2 separate regions of the Homo sapiens genome follow, and region 2 is linked to region 1. A link is a loop called in an ENCODE intact Hi-C map of the cell type or tissue named here. Cell type or tissue: A673. All regions are shown on one strand. Each heading gives the region's core, and the rest is flanking DNA. Links, peaks and the distances in the headings are about the cores only.

Region 1 (8,346 bases), core at 69-8,068:
AGCAGATTGCCATTTTAGATGGTAACAGTGTGGAAACTGCTGTAATCTCAGCTCCTCTATTAAACTCTCCAGGCATGCATCAGTATCCATATGCTGGGCAGAGAGCACATCTGCTTGGAGCTTTCATGGCACACCATGCCTATCCTGTGGCATTCTGCCCATTAAATCACAGGTAGGCGAGAGCAGCTCATCTTCTCCACCAGACTTTCAATTTCTCAATGGAAGAGATAGAACTTTGTTTATATGATACCTCCTATGGCTTTTCAACTTTTAGCACGGTGCTAAGTTCACAGTAGTCCTCAATATTTGTCGAGTTAATGAATAAAGGAATGAAGGCATTTTTCCTAGGCATAGCCTTTGTTCCAGCTTAACTCTTATTTATATTTGTAACCAGACTAACCTCCCTAATTAGAAGAGCATCTGTTGCTTTCTCTAAGGCCAAGTTAACAAAGAATACATGTAGGAGGGCTAGATCCAGTTAGTTCAATTCCACAAGTGTTTAGTAAGCCTTCTATGAATGTAGTATTGTGTCATGCTCCCTCTTAGAACAGACATGAGCCTAGGCAATTCAAAGGTTTTAAAAAATCATATTTCACACCTACAAAAGGTATGAACAGTAATACGACAAACAGCTATGTGCCCATGACCCAGATTCAAAAATAAGACATAAACAGTACGCACAGTTCAAAAGGCTCTGAAAATCAAAGGCTGTTTGTTTTTTATTAGTTTGGCATCAAAATGCTTTTGGCGACAAAACCAAACCTGAACTATTTCATAGTCTTCATCTAGCCCACTAAGTATAATAAATCATACATTTCACTGCAGAAATGTTAATGTGTTTGCTTATGGGGTTTTGCCCCAGGCCTCACTAGGTATGTTATCTAATGTCTAGTGTATGCTTGTGTCACCTTTCTGAAATCCAAACAATTCTGAATTCCAAAACACACATGGCAACAAGGTTTGTAGGTAAGGCATTCTAGGTCTGTGGTCTATTGGGCCGCAATTTCGGGCTTGGTTACTAAACGGTGTTGCTTAATGTTCCCCAAAGGAAAGAAGTGGAGGGGAAATGGAAACATTGCAACGAAGAGCGTCTGATATACCTCTTTATCCTCTTCATCTCCTCAGGCCCCAACCCCACATCTCTTCCTTAGGCTTCACCTTTTATATATATATATGTGTATATATATATATATATACACACATACATATATATACATATATATTTTTTATTATACTTTAAGTTCTAGGGTACATATGCACAACGTGCAGGTTTGTTACGTATGTATACATGTGCCATGTTGGTGTGCTGCACCCATTAACTCGTCATTTACTTTAGGTATATCTCCTAATGCTATCCCTCCCCCCTCTTCACACCCCACAACAGTCCCTGGTGTGTGATGTTCCCCTTCCTGTGTCCAAGTGTTCTCATTGTTCAATTCCCACCTATGAGTGAGAACATGCGGTGTTTGGTTTTTGGTCCTTGCGATAGTTTGCTGAGAATGATGGTTTCCAGCTTCATCCATGTCCCTGCAAAGGACATTAACTCATCATTTTTTATGGCTGCATAGTATTCCATGGTGTATATGTGCCACATTTTCTTAATCCAGTCTATCATTGTTTGACATTTGGCTTGGTTCCAAGTCTTTGCTATTGTGAATAGTGCCACAATAAACATACGTGTGCATGTGTCTTTATAGCAGCATGATTTATAGTCCTTTGGATATATACCCAGTAATGGGATGGCTGGGTCAAATGGTACTTCTAGTTCTAGATCCCTGAGGAATCGCCACACTGTCTTCCACAATGGTTGAACTAGTTTACAGTCCCACCAACAGTGTAAAAGTGTTCCTATTTCTCCACATCCTCTCCAGCACCTGTTGTTTCCTGACTTTTTAATGATCGCCATTCTAACTGGTGTGAGATGGTATCTCATTGTGGTTTTGATTTGCATTTCTCTGATGGCCAGTGATGATGAGCATTTTTCATGTGTCTGTTGGCTGCATAAATGTCTTCTTTTGAGAAGTGTCTGTTCATGTCCTTCGCCCACTTGTTAATGGGGTTGTTTTTTTTTTCTTGTAAATTTGTTTGAGTTCTTTGTAGATTCTGGATATTAGCCCTTTGTCAGATGGGTAGATTGTAAAAATTTTCTCCCATTCTGTAGGTTGCCTGTTCACTGTGATGGTAGTTTCTTTTGCTGTGCAGAAGCTCTTTAGTTTAATTAGATCCCATTTGTCAATTTTGGCTTTTGTTGCCATTGCTTTTGGTGTTGTAGACATGAAGTCCTTGCCCATGCCTATGTCCTGAATGGTATTGCCTAGGTTTTCTTCTAGGGTTTTTATGGTTTTAGGTCTAACATTTAAGTCCTTAATCCATCTTGAATTAATTTTTGTATAAGGTGTAAGGAAGGGATCCAGTTTCAGCTTTCTTCATATGGCTAGCCAGTTTTCCCAGCACCATTTATTAAATAGGGAATCATTTCCCCATTTCTTGTTTTTGCCAGGTTTGTCAAAAATCAGATAGTTTTAGATGTGTGGTGTTATTTCTGAGGGCTCTGTTCTGTTCCATTGATCTGTATCTCTGTTTTGGTACCAGTACCATGCTGTTTTGGGCCTTTGACAAAATTCAACAGCCCTTCATGCTAAAAACTCTCAATAAATTAGGTATTGATGGGACGTATCTCAAAATAATAAGAGCTGTTTATGACAAACCCACAGCCAATATCATACTGAATGGGCAAAAACTGGAAGCATTCCCTTTGAAAACTGGCACAAGACAGGGATGCCCTCTCTCACCACTCCTATTCAACATAGTGTTGGAAGTTCTGGCCAGGGCAATCAGGCAGGAGAAGGAAATAAAGGGCATTCAATTAGGAAAAGAGGAAGTCAAATTGTCCCTGTTTGCAGATGACATGATTGTATATCTAGAAAACCCCATCATCTCAACCCAAAATCTCCATAAGCTGATAAGCAACTTCAGCAAAGTCTCAGGATACAAAAACAATGTGCAAAAATTACAAGCTTTCTTATACACCAATAACAGACAAACAGAGAGCCAAATCATGAGTGAACTCCCATTCACAATTGCTTCAAAGAGAATAAAATACCTAGGAATCCAGCTTACAAGGGATGTGAAGGACCTCTTCAAGGAGAACTACAAACCACTGCTCAAGGAAATAAAAGAGGATACAAACAAATGGAAGAACATTCCATGCTCATGGATAAGAAGAATCAATATTGTGAAAATGGCCATACTCCCCAAGGTAATTTATAGATTCAATGCCATCCCCATCAAGCTACCAATGAGTTTCTTCACAGAATTGGAAAAAACTTCTTTAAAGTTCATATGGAACCAAGAAAGAGCCTGCATTGCCAAGTCATTCCTAAGCCAAAAGAACAAAGCTGGAGGCATCACGCTACCTGACTTCAAACTATACTGCTAGGCTTCACCTTTCTTTCAGCTTCTGGTATGCCCGACTCAGTTGTAGCCTTCTCTTACACAAACATTTTGTGCCAACATTTCTATATTTGTTTCAGCTCCGCTCTCTATCCCCCAGGTTCCATGCCTCCCTCTTCCTACCTCTGGCCCAGCTTTTCCGTGTCAGTTTTGAGAGTCCTTCTTTCTCACCCGCCCCCTTTATCTTTCTGCCTACTATTGATCTTGGCCCCTTGAGTCCTGAATCACCAACTCCAGGCCCAGTTCCCCTTCCTATTCATCCTTGAGGCAGCTCTTTCTCTCCAGGGCCATTGAATTTTTCATCTATGTATAACTTTCTCTCTTTTTTCCTGTTCACCTTCCAGTTTACTTCTAAAATAGGCATATTTAAGTTAGAAAGTAGCCAATTTAAAGTAAATACTGAAAGAATATATGGTGATTTGCTATGATATGGCTGAAAAATCATGATGGGAATACTCAAATCATTATGGGAACCTTGTTCCCTAAATTTTTTTTTAGAAAACAAGGAATTTTTTTGAATGATGGGCCATCTAGTGGCGAATGGAGGATGACAATTTTTCCAGCCTGAGAAAACACAATGGATCTTTAAAAAGAAAGGCCTTTTAAACCCTTAACCTCATCACCCTAACATGTACAAAGCACTAGTCCACAAAAGAGTGTATACAACAAAGGTCATGTCCCATCTGGGACATAGCTGGGTGAGATATGTGACTTTATCCTGGCATTGCTCTGTTTTTGACAGATGTATATGTATATGTATATGTGAATGTATACGCATCTCAGATGACTTCAGGGCCAAATTTAGAAACTCTGAAAATCCTCTTCACAGGCATCTCAAGAGCCTTTTCACCAAGACAAGGTAAGTGCCTGTCTTGTGTCATGCCTTTATTCTGGGAAGCCACATTAAGAGAGAATTAGTGCTGTGCAAGGGAGGAAATTGCTGTCTGAGATGGTTTTCAAACTGTACCTCTCAATTTCATAAATCAAGTCTCCCAAACACCCAAGTGAAGACATTTCAATTGATAGTCATTTATTCATTCAGCTTACATTTATTGAGCCACCAAATAGAATTCTGAGACTATTGTGATCCTATTAATAGACAACCACATATTTACAAAAAGAAATCTATCACCTAGTTAAGAAATATATACAGTACAGCTGAGCACAATCCAGATATAGGGAATTTCGGGAATCCCAGAAGTGTGCATCACTCCCATGCACTTCTCTGCAAGCTGCTCAAGTTAGAAATTTTAGTTGGAGTAGCTACTAGATGTATAGTATCAGATAACCTTCAGCAATTATTCCTTGTTGAATTAGCAGAGCAGCTGATAACTACTGTTTACCAGTAAAAAATATTATGTATGCAAATAAGTACTTGAAGGGCTTCAGAGAGGTCTGCCTTCAGAGTGACCAACCATCCTGGTTTGCTTGGGCCTGTCTTTTTGCACCAAAATCATGCATCCTGGGAAACCTCTCGGTCCTGGGCAAACAGGTAAAGTTGGTCACTGTAACTGCCTTAGAGTCTTCAGATGATTTATCCTGAGCAAAAGATCCACCATGCAAGCAACGCTGAAAAAGAAAAAAGTAATAATCTAAGCTGTGTTTGAGTGATTGCTAAATTAAACACTTTTACAGACCGCCCTCAAAACAATTCTACTAGGCAGATACTATTATTATTCCCACTTTGCAGATGAGGAAACTGAGGCACACAGAAGCAAAGAATTTGACAGAGATGACTTAGCTAGTAAGTGTCAGAAACAGGATTTGAACACAGACCAGTGTAGTGCTAAAGCCTGCATCCTCAAGCAGCATGCCATGCTTTCACTACTCAGACAGAGTGCTCACTCACAGCAGCTTTTGGGCTGTCAAAGTTCATCCCTGGTCCCAAGTAATTCAACAGGGGAAATCCCACGTTTTCAAAGATCTTGGTATTTCCTTAAAACATTTTGACGTAAACTTCAAGATCTTAGAAGGTTAGACAAATATTTTTCAAGATGTGATTTTCCATTTACTTAATTCTGAATCACATGGGGTGCTGACTTAAAGAAAAAAGAACACAAACTTAAGCTCTAATTCAGACCTATTAAATCAGATTGTCTGGGGATCCATATTTTCAACAGGTGCTCAAATTGACCTGGGTGCATAGTAGTTTGAGAACTACTGGGTTAGAAGTTTCTGAGAGATCAGCCAAGTTCAAAGAAATTAACTTCATTCACTTTCTCATTCTTGCTGTCTTCTTTTCCTTCTCTCACCCTACCAAATGTGAAAATATCCCCAAGTTTCATTATTCTGCCTTCTACATGGCCTTCTCTCTCTATTCTCTTCCTCAGAGGACTCCATTATTATCGCTGCCTAGTACATTATATGAGGAGCTGTGGAGACTTAGGTCCTACTTCCCATTGTGCCCTCAACTTTACAACATGGAGCAGGTCAGTTCCCCTATCTGAACCTCAGTTTTCTCACCTATAAAATGGTTGGAGCTGCGAATGTGCATTTTTAACAAGTTCCCCATACAATTTTAAAAAATCTCTTCTAAACTCTGAGAATCACTAATAAAAATGTATGGTAAATCCCTTCTTCATTGCAGCAAACTTAGTATCATGATCTTAGCTTCTCTTTTTCCCCAGGAGTATTTCTGTGCACTTTCACGTGCTGTCAGCTAGTGTGCTTAGATAATGTAAATTTATTTTATTATTGGCCAAGCACAAAAAAATCCAAAAGGTAAATATGCTGCAAAAAAAAAAAAAAAAAAAAAAGTGTATCCAGTTCATTTCCAAGCCAAACAGAGATGACTTTGGATTTGGCACAGTTTTAGATTACCTATGACTCTGATCTTCTCCATTAGAGTGAGTAATTGAAAGCTAGCTGTGTGTGCGCTTACAGAAATTATTTTAAATTGTTCATATTAAATAAATCTCAGCCTCTGGTGCTGTCTATAAGAAATAGTGGTAAGAATATTAATGAGCGCTTTCCCTAGAATGAGAATTTATAACTTATAAACAACCATGAAGGCTCCTGTTTTCATTCTCACAAATTAGGGAACTGATGAGAAGGGGCTTGCATTATTCAAGGCCAATGTCAGACAAGGGATAAGAACATTAGTTCACATTTACTAGGCACTTACAATGTATGTCTTAGTCTATTTTCTGTGCTTTAAACAGAATACCACAGACTGGGTAATTTATAAAGAACAGTGCATTTGGCTCACAGCTCTGGAGACTGGGGAGTCCAAGAGCACTGCACCAGCATTTGGCAAGGGTTATCCCATGGCAGAATACATCATATGGTGAGCAAGAAAATTGAGACAAAACTTATCTTTTTATCAGGAGTCTGCTCACATGATGACTAACCCATTCTCATGATAACAGCATTGATCCGTTCATGAGGGCAGAGCCTTCATGACTCAATTACCTCTTAAAGGTCTTACCTCCCAATACCGTTACATTAGCAGTTAAATTTCAACATGAATACAAGATTAATGTACACAAATCAGTAGCTCTCCTATACACCAACAGTGACCAGAGAATCAAATTAAGAATTCAACACCTTTTACAATAGCTGCAAAATAATAAAATATTTAGGAATATACCTAACCAAGGAGTCGAAAGATCTCTGCAAGGAAAACTACAAAACACTGCTGAAAGAAATCATAGATGACACAAACAAATAGAAACACATCCCATGCTCATGGATGGGTAGAATCAATATTGTGAAAATGACCATACTGCCAAAAGCAATATACATATTCAATGCTGTCCCCATAAAAATATCACCATCATTCTTCACAGAACTAGAAAAAAAATTCCAAAATTCATATGGAACCAAAAAAGAGACCATAGCCAAAGCAAGGGTAAGCAAAAATAACAAATCTGGAGGCATCACACTACCTAATTTCAAACTATATTCTAAGGCCAAAGTCACCAAAACAGTGTGGTACTGGTATAAACATAGGCACATAGACCAATGGAACAGAATAGAGAACCCAGAAATAAACCCAAATTCTTACAGTCAACTGATCTTTGACAAAGCAAACAAAAACATAAAGTGGGAAAAGGACACCCTTTTCAACAAATGGTGCTGGGATAATTGGCTAGCCACATGTAGGAGAATGAAACTGGATCCTTCTCTCTCACCTTATACAAAAATCAACTGAAGATGGATGAAGGACTTAAACCTAAGACGTGAAACTATATAAATTCTAGAAGATAACATTGGAAAAACCCTTCTAGACATTGGCTTAGGCAAGGATTTCATGACCAAGAACCCAAAAGCAAATGCAATTAAAAAAAGATAAATAACTGGGACCTAATTAAACTAAAGAGCTTTTGCACAGCAAAAGGAACAATCAGCAGAGTAAACAGACAACCCAAAGAGTGGGAGAAAATCTTCACAAACTATACATCTGACAAAGGACTAATATCCAGAATCTACAAGGAACACAAATCAGAAAAAAACAAACAATCCCATCAAAAAGTGGGCTAAGGACATGAATAGACAATTCTCAAAAGAAGATATACAAATGGCCAACAAACATATGAAAAAGTGCTTAACATCACTAATGATAAGGGAAATGCAAATCAAAACCACAATGTGATACAACCTTACTCCTGCAAGAATGGCCGTAATCAAAAAATCAAAAAATCATTGATGTTGGCGTGGATGCAGTGAACAGGGAACACTTCTACACTGCTGGTGGGAATGTAAACTAGTACAGCCACTATGGAAAACAGTGTGGAGATTCCTTAAAGAAGTAAAAGTAGAACTACCCTTTGATCCAGCAATTCCACTACTGGGTATCTACGCAGAGGAAAAGAAGTCATTATTCGAAAAAGATACTTGCACATGCATGTTTATAGCAGCACAATTCACAATTGCAAAATTATGGAACCAACC
Region 2 (8,346 bases), core at 67-8,066, 210 kb before region 1:
ATCAGTGTTCCAAGGGCTGAAGGCCACTACTGCCAATGTTCTGTTAGCTACATGAGAAGCTACATGGTCTTCCCGATATTTCATAGAACTTAGCACAATACTAGACACACAGTAGGTATTTATCAACTTATTTAGAGATATTTCAGGAGAGCACTGACAACCAAGGAATAGAATTAGAATGTCCTCCTGGTTGCTCCTGAAAGTAAGGACACAGCCATAAAAGTGTTGGAAAACAAGATCCAGATGTTCATTTCTGAGCATATAAAAAGCTAGTTCTTAAACAAATCTACCACTGAAAACATCCAAAAGTCCTGGATAAAATATTTTTAAAATTGTTTTATTTTTCAATCTATGAACTGTCAAATACACAAGGAATTTTCTAGCCAGAAAAAAAGTGAAAGTGGGAACCCAGAGACATAAGTGGGATACGGCATCCAATTTTCACCCAAAGTAGATTTGCTAAGCCAGCTGAACTTGAGCTTTGATTTCTCATAGCTTCACAGGGCATAAGGGATGGGGGACAAAGGTCAAGATATCCCAAAAAGAGTCTGATAGGAGATAACTCTCATAAAGCTGGGACCCCAAAAAGCTACACTTCAGTGTAAACGTGTACTAGAAATACAAATTACTCCTGCCCCCTAGGACGATAAGGAAAATCTACTCTCAATCTTTACACTGAGTTGGAGTAGCAGGGAAAGGAACTAGGTTATCTCCAATAAAAACTTGGAACGGCAAGCCAGCCATCATGTGTATTTGAAAAGTGAATGTATACTACTTGGGTAATCAAAAAACCTGAGGTCAGAATTCATTTAGCATGATTCCAGACTGGCAGCTCTCAGGTGCCTAGCAAGAATGAAGACAGATCCTTTCTACAGGAAACCAGGAGTCAAAAACTACCCATAAATAAAATCCCAAGGAAAATAAGCAACTTACAGTAAAGCAACAAAAATAATAATATTTAAAATAAAGAAAACTTAAATACACAAGGAAACAAGCCAGGAATCCTGAAAACAGAAATTTAAAGACTGCAGATAATAAAATTATTACCTACAGACTGTTTTGTATGTTTGAAAAAAATTAAAAATATAATAACTGAAATAAAAACTCAATGGATAGAACTAACTAAAGAGATAAATAATAAACTGGAATATACAGCTGAAGAAATTAGCCAAAGTGCAATACAGTAAGACAAATTAGAAAATATCAAAGAAAGATTAAGAGATAAGAAGACACAGTAAGATGGACTAACATATCTCTAAAATGTGGTCCCAGAAGAATAGAATGGAACAGAGGCAGAGTTTGAAGTTATAACAGCTGAGAATGTTCTGAAACCTGATGAATGATATATACCCACACACCAGAAGCCCAAAGGCTCCCAAACAGAATAAGAAAGAACAAATCAATACTGAAACATATAGCAAAATTGCAGAACACCAAACAAAAAGAAACAAAAAAACCTCAAAAGTGACCTGAAAAGATTACTTTCAAAGGAGTAAAAAGGCTGACCACTGACTTTTCAAAGCAACAACAGAGGATAAAATATAGTAACATTTTACCTGTATTATGAATGAACCTTCCCTGAAATGTGACATCCAAGTGGACACATAGTAGTCACATCTGTGCTGAGAAGTAGGCTCTTTTGTGTGTATGCTGAAATGTTGAAGGAGCAGAGGCTCAAGCCCTACCCAAACCCCTTCATTAACAGAGTCCCCGGGGGCTGGGGGAACGACCCTATGCAAGGCCTGCAACCTCCAAATAAAAGCAATCTTTTGAAGAGGCATTCTCCCTTTGGTCACCAGAGTATTCTTCAAATTAGTTGAGACTTATAGGTCTTAGGTTCTAAAGAAAAATAAGTACTTTTATTACTTAGGGGTTATCTGAATTTTTGCATCCATGCCAGTCTGAATTCTTAAGACCATAATGGGTTTTAGGAACATACGTTTAGTGGACCAATGGGTAACTTGTGCATGCAGGGCCCAGCCCATGCATACCTGGCTGCTTTTATAAGGACCATGAGTGCACCTAGCATGCTCTATCATACGCAGGGTCCATGGCCCTCTTTCAATGGCAGCTTGCTGATACAGGACACATATTTGTGCTGTGGTTATTTTAGTTATTGGAAGGAGGTGATGGGAATCCTGTCTCTCCCCTGATCAGAGAAGGTGGAGCTCCCCCAATTCTGGCTAGAGTGTGGGGACCCTAGCTCTTCCTCTACCTGGACTACTTGCTGTTCCTTTCCCCCTCCTACACTGTGGGGCCGAGTTAGTGAAATTAAAACATGTCTGTATATCTCAACTAAGGGCCCACTCAGTTAAAGGAAAAAGAATCTTCTCTCACTTCCATCTTTGGAAGCAGGAGTTGAGTTGTGGTTGTTTTGTTTTGTTTTGTTTTGTTTTGTTTGAGACGGAGTTTTGCTCTTGTTGCCCAGGCTGGAGTGCAATGGTGCGATCTTGGCTCACCACAACCTCCGCCTCCCAGGTTCAAGAGATTCTCCTGCCTCAGCCTCCCGAGTAGCTGGGATTACAGGCATGAGCCACCATACTCGGCTAATTTTTGTATTTTTAGTACAGACGGGGTTTCTCCATGTTGGTCAGGCTGGTCTCGAACTGCCAACCTCAGGTGATCTGCCCGCCTCAGCCTCTCAAAGTGCTGGGATTACAGGCATGAGCCACCACACCCGGCCAGGAGTGACCCTTTAACCACACTAAAACACCTTGCTAGGACGAGACTCTGGATGGTACTTCCTCAGGACAGCTCTCACCATGCATCTGCCAACAGCACCCCCTGGTCCCTGCTCCATATGGAGAGCTGCCATTCCCTTGCTCAAAACTGGAAACAGAAGGCACCTTTGGCCCAAGTTACAGTTGACCTCTGGCCTAGTTTGGAGACCAAGACACAGTTATGTACAGTGCATGTGGCATAAGGCACAAATGGGAGTTGCTCAATTCTTTCAGCACCACCTAGTTGACCTACAAATTGACCTTCTCTTCAATCAGTCATATATTGAACACCCACTCCATGAAGAACCTTATGTTCTTCCCACCAACACCACACACACACACACACACACACACACACACACACACACACACACACACACACAGGAGTGGCCCAGCCAGGAAATAAACCTAGAAAATAGATTTATTTTCTAGAAAATCCCTGAACCCATCCTCAACAACTACACTAAGGTGAGATTTGCTGGTTGCCAAGTCCCATCCACATGTAAGGAATTCTTATTAGAAAAGGTTGAAAAGATAGGAAACACATGTAAAATCTAAACTATAAACTATAAGGGCTAAAAGACAGGACAGAAGCAGTGTCCCAGGAGATCGCTAAAGCCCTCTGCATGGATTCCTATGTTTCCATTGTTTGTGCTCCACTGTGGGCCTCGAGAAAATAGACGTGGAGAGCAGGCATTGATATCCCCTTAGAAAAGAATCCTGAAAGGCAGTAGGCTATGGATAAGTCTCTTTCCCAGCCAAAGCAAGCACAAACTCTCCAAATCACTGCTAAAGCCAACAGTCTGTAACTGTCCCAGAGCAGGAGATGCTGTGAGTCCAGAGGTGGGTGTTCCTCCTGCTTTGAGACTTACTGCCTTTGGTGGCAGGGAGAGATGTGCTCTGGATCAGGAGGAGAGGGGTGGCAGGATTCCCTCGTCCTTCTGTCAGCCCTATCTGTCCCCAGAGGGCAGCTATAGGATGACTCCCAGAGGGCACCTGTGAGCTGGGCCAGCAGCAGAGACGAACCAGGCAGCTTCTGGAAGATTCGTTCTCATCTCGTCCTCTCCATCCACCAACCAAATAGCCATTTCTAAGTTATTGCCATCTTAGAAAAACACACTCCTGGTCTAGATGAGCATGTTCAGCTTCACTGGAAGCCCCCCGCCCTGCCATTTGAGCCAACATAATTTACAATTCCCAGAAATGCCTGAGAAGCAGTGTATGCGCTTCTGCTGCCAAGCCTGGCCGGTTTTACAGATTTTCATTTAGCAGGTGTCTGTTGCTAAATCAGTAGCAGCTGCTAATTGCTTTGCCTCTCAAACCCTCAGACAGAATGAAACATCTGGTGTTCTCTCACTTCAGGTTAAAATCAGGTACCTTATCACGTCTCCTTTGAGTTCCATTTTTATTAAAAAGCTTTCAGCTGATGCCTGGAACTGGCAGCAGAGAGCAAGACCATTCCTGAACAATGGGAATGTTTCTAACACGATGTAGTGAGCCTGCCTCATGCCTCCAAACTCCGTGCACAGAAACAGAGTCACTCAGACCATTCCCCACAAGGTGGGGCTTTAGGCCCATGAGCCCAGGGAACCTGAGACTTCATCTCCTGAGCCAGGACTCTGGGGGCCCCCAGCCCTTTGATTGCAGTGCCCCTTCTTGCCCAGAATACTTTCTAGTATTTGCAACCCCCACCCGAGCCAGTTCTCCTCTCTCCTCCAGGGGAACTGCAGGGGGAAAAAACTACATACAGTGGAGGAAAATTACCAGGACGCCATCATCTGCAGCTCCACTTCCCAGTTCATACCGGTGCTCTCTTTTCAGCCACTTTGAAAGTTTTTTTGTTTTGTTTTTGTCGTTATTCCTCCCCGCAACAATCATTTCGCTGGGCTCCAAATCTGCCTCTTGATTCTAAGTCAAAGCCATTCTCAAAAGCACCTTAATAGCAACTCAAATATTTCCTATTATTATTAATAAATAATCTTAGCTAACCTTTATTGAGCATTTACTACTTTGTATCAGGCATTGTGGTAAGCACTTTACATGCATTACCTTATTAAAGATTCAGGAATTGTTATGACCGTCCTCATTTTACAATGTAAAACAGGCTCTGAGACAGGCTATTGATGCTGTAGAAGGAAGACTGGAACAGTGATTTGGCTAGATTAAAAGCCTGGGCTCTGCTGACTAGGTATCTTTGATGATTTTAAGGAATTATTGCTAGTTATTATAGGTATGATAATGGTATTGTAATGTTTATTTTTTACTGTGTCCTTACATTTCAGACATGCATAATGAAATACTTACAGTTAAAATTACATGAGATTTTCTTCCAAATAATCCAGGGATAGGTGTTTGTGTTGGGGGTGGAATGGATTTGTGGTGGAGTGAGGTGTATTGTTAAAAAGAAAAAGATGGGCTATGTGGTGACAATCATTGAAACTGGGTGACAGATGCATTAGGGAACATTTTTTCTACTTTTGTGTATGCTTTCAATTTTCTACAATATAAAATTATATACATACACTCCTGTTCTTATCCACTACATCATAGGACCTCCTAGCTTACGAAGTTTTTCCACCCCAAACTCCTTTCCTGCGTTAGCTCCTCTGGCCGGATCCTACCACCAAAGCTTCCTCAACTGGCACCCATGCAGTACCGGGACCCAGAAGTGATCACTCTTTCCTTGGACTTTCTAAAGAAACCCTCAGTTTGCCCTAAAGTCTCAGTTCACTCCACTCAAGGTCCTAGGCGTGTGGGACCTAAGGGGAGGTTGGCAGGCCACCTGTTGAGGTAAGAGATGGGCCTCAGGAGGAGCTCTGCCTACCCCCCGATTCTTTTTATGCAATGGAAAACTGAATTCATCTTGCCAGTTGGCACCCAACAAAGGATTATTTCATTGAATCCTCATAATAACTATGATGTACCTTTCTCCCTCCCTCCCTGCTTCCCTCTTTCCGTCCAGCCAGCCTGCCTTCCTGCCTTCCTGCCTGCCTGCCTGCCTGCCTGCCTTCCTGCCTTCCTTCCTTCCTTCCTTCCTTCCTTCCTTCCTTCCTTCCTTCCTTCCTTCCTTCCATTTGTTATTACAGGTTCTCACTCTGTCACCCACGCTGGAGTGTATGGCATGATCATGGCTCATGGTAACCTTGAACTGTTAGGCTCAAGTGATCCTCCTGCCTCAGCCTCCCAAGTAGGTGAGACTACAGACACATACCGCCACGCCTGGCTAATTTTTTAAAAAAAATTTTGGTAGAGACCGGTCTCACTATGTTGGCCAGTCTGGTCTCAAATTCCTGGGCTCAAGTGACCCTCCCACATCGGCCTTCTGACTAGCTGGGACTACAGGCACATGCCACCATGGCTGGCTAATTATTTTATTTTTTGTACAGACAGGGTCTCACTTTGTTGCCCAGGCTGGTCTCAACACTTCGGCTCAAGTGATCCTTCCTCCTGAGCCTCCCAAAGTGTTGCAGTTATAGGCGTGAGCCACCAGGCCCAGCCAGTGATAGAGGTAATATTTCTGTTGTACAGATGAGGCGATTGAGCAAAGTTCAGTTGCTTAAATAACCCTGAAGTCTCTTGCTCAGAGTGTCCATTAACCAAAGGCATCTCATTCAGTACTTATGCAACAGGGGAGGTGGAAAGAGCACTGATGTGGAAGTCAGAAGACCTGAGTGCTGAACCAAGATCTGCCAATCACTGGCTATGTGGCCTCAGGCTAGTCAATCCCCCTGGGCCTTATCATCTGAACACTATATTGCTCATTTTGCTTTCTTTCAACTTTGCTTTCCAGCCCTTTTCAACATTCACACACACACACACTAATCCCCAGAAGATCTTGTTACAATGCACACTCAGTTTCAAAGCTTTCTACAAAGCTACAGCAATCAAGACAGTGTGGTGCTGGCATATGGATAGACATATAGAGAAATGAGATAGAACTGAGGGTCTAAAAATAAACCTTCACATTTATTTTTCATTGATTTTTAGAAAGGATACCAAGATATTTCAATGGGGATGGATAGAAGAGTCTTTTCAACAAATGGTGCTGGGACAACTGGATATCCACATGAAAAAAATGAATTTGGACCCCTTCCTCACACTACACATAAAGATTAACTCAAAATGGATCATAGACCTAAATGTAAGAGCCAACACTATGAAACTCTTAGAAGAAAACAGTCATATATCTTCATGATCTTGGACTAGACAACAGTTTCTTAGATGTGATACCAAAAGCACAAGCAGCCAAATCAAAAATAGAGAAATTAGACTTTATCAAAATTAAAATATTTTGTGCCTCAAAGGATACAATCAAGCAAATGCAATGACAACCCACAGAATGGGAGAAAATGCTTCAAATTATATATCAGATAAGGGTTTAATATCCAGAAAGAACAATTATAACTGAACAATGAAAACAACCCAATTAAAATTTGGGAAAGGATCTGAAAAGATATTTCTCCAAAAAGACATACAAATAGCTAGTAAGTACATGAAAAAGTGTTCAACATCATTAGTTATCAGAGAAATAGCATTCAAAAATCCGAAATCTGAAATGTTCCTGAATATGAAACTTTTTTTATCAGATATTTTATTTTTTTATTTTATTTTATTTTATTATTATTATACTTTAAGTTTTAGGGTACATGTGCACAATGTGCAGGTTACATATGTATACATGTGCCATGCTGGTGTGCTGCACCCATTAACTCGTCATTTAGCATTAGGTATATCTCCTAAAGCTATCCCTCCCCCCTCCCCCAACCCCACAACAGTCCCCAGAGTGTGATGTTCCCCTTCCTGTGTCCATGTGTTCTCATTGTTCAATTCCCACCTATGAGTGAGAATATGCGGTGTTTGGTTTTTTGTTCTTGCGATAGTTTACTGAGAATGATGATTTCCAGCTTCATCCATGTCCCTACAAAGGACATGAACTCATCATTTTTTATGGCTGCATAGTATTCCATGGTGTATATGTGCCACATTTTCTTAATCCAGTCTATCATTGTTGGACATTTGGGTTGGTTCCAAGTCTTTGCTATTGTGAATAGTGCCGCAATAAACATACATGTGCATGTGTCTTTATAGCAGCATGATTTAGAGTCCTTTGGGTATATACCCAGTAACGGGATGGCTGGGTCAAATTTGAGTATTAAAGAGATGCTCAAAAGAATGCTCATTCAAGCACTTCAGATTTTCAGACTAGGGATGCTCAACTGGTAAGTACAAAGTGCAGCATTCCAAAATCTGAAACACTTCGAGTTCTAAGCATTTTGGATAACGGATACTCAACCTCTACGACATCACACCCTCTAGAATGGCTATAATAAAAAAGACACAATAACAAGTGGTAGTGAGGATGTTGAGAACTTGGAATGCTCATACATTGCTGGTGGACATATAAAATGGTATAGCCACTTTGGAAAATAGTCTGGCAGTTACTCTAAAGTTTAAACACTGAGTTATCATTTGACCCAGCAATTCTACTTCTAGGTACATACTCCAAAGCAGACAAACAGATAGCTTTATACAAATGTTCATAGCAGCATATTAACAATAGCCAAAAGGTAGAACCAACCCAAATGTACACTAACCGACAAATGGCTAAACAAAATGTGATATATAA

Evidence for each region. Hi-C counts contacts between places; a loop is a spot of excess contacts. Peaks named below come from ENCODE experiments on the same cell type or tissue, not always from the same donor. Only the 100,000 strongest peaks of a DNase experiment are listed, where the experiment ranks them.
Region 2: a loop joins it to region 1, with 7 times the contacts of the local background. A loop is called at or near these places in 11 of 110 quality-filtered maps.

What each region holds. Positions count from the first base shown.
Region 1 is chrX:109,906,861-109,915,206 of GRCh38, reverse strand. No RefSeq gene overlaps it. Among named protein-coding and RNA genes, the nearest start is that of TMEM164, 92 kb to the left of the region's middle. In A673, for the core only: a CTCF peak has its summit at 3,977 (motif pointing left); no DNase peak of the experiment used is centred there.
Region 2 is chrX:110,121,568-110,129,913 of GRCh38, reverse strand. All of the region lies in intron 4 of TMEM164 (transmembrane protein 164), which reads right to left. Among named protein-coding and RNA genes, the nearest start is that of MIR3978, 44 kb to the right of the region's middle. In A673, for the core only: a CTCF peak has its summit at 4,302; no DNase peak of the experiment used is centred there.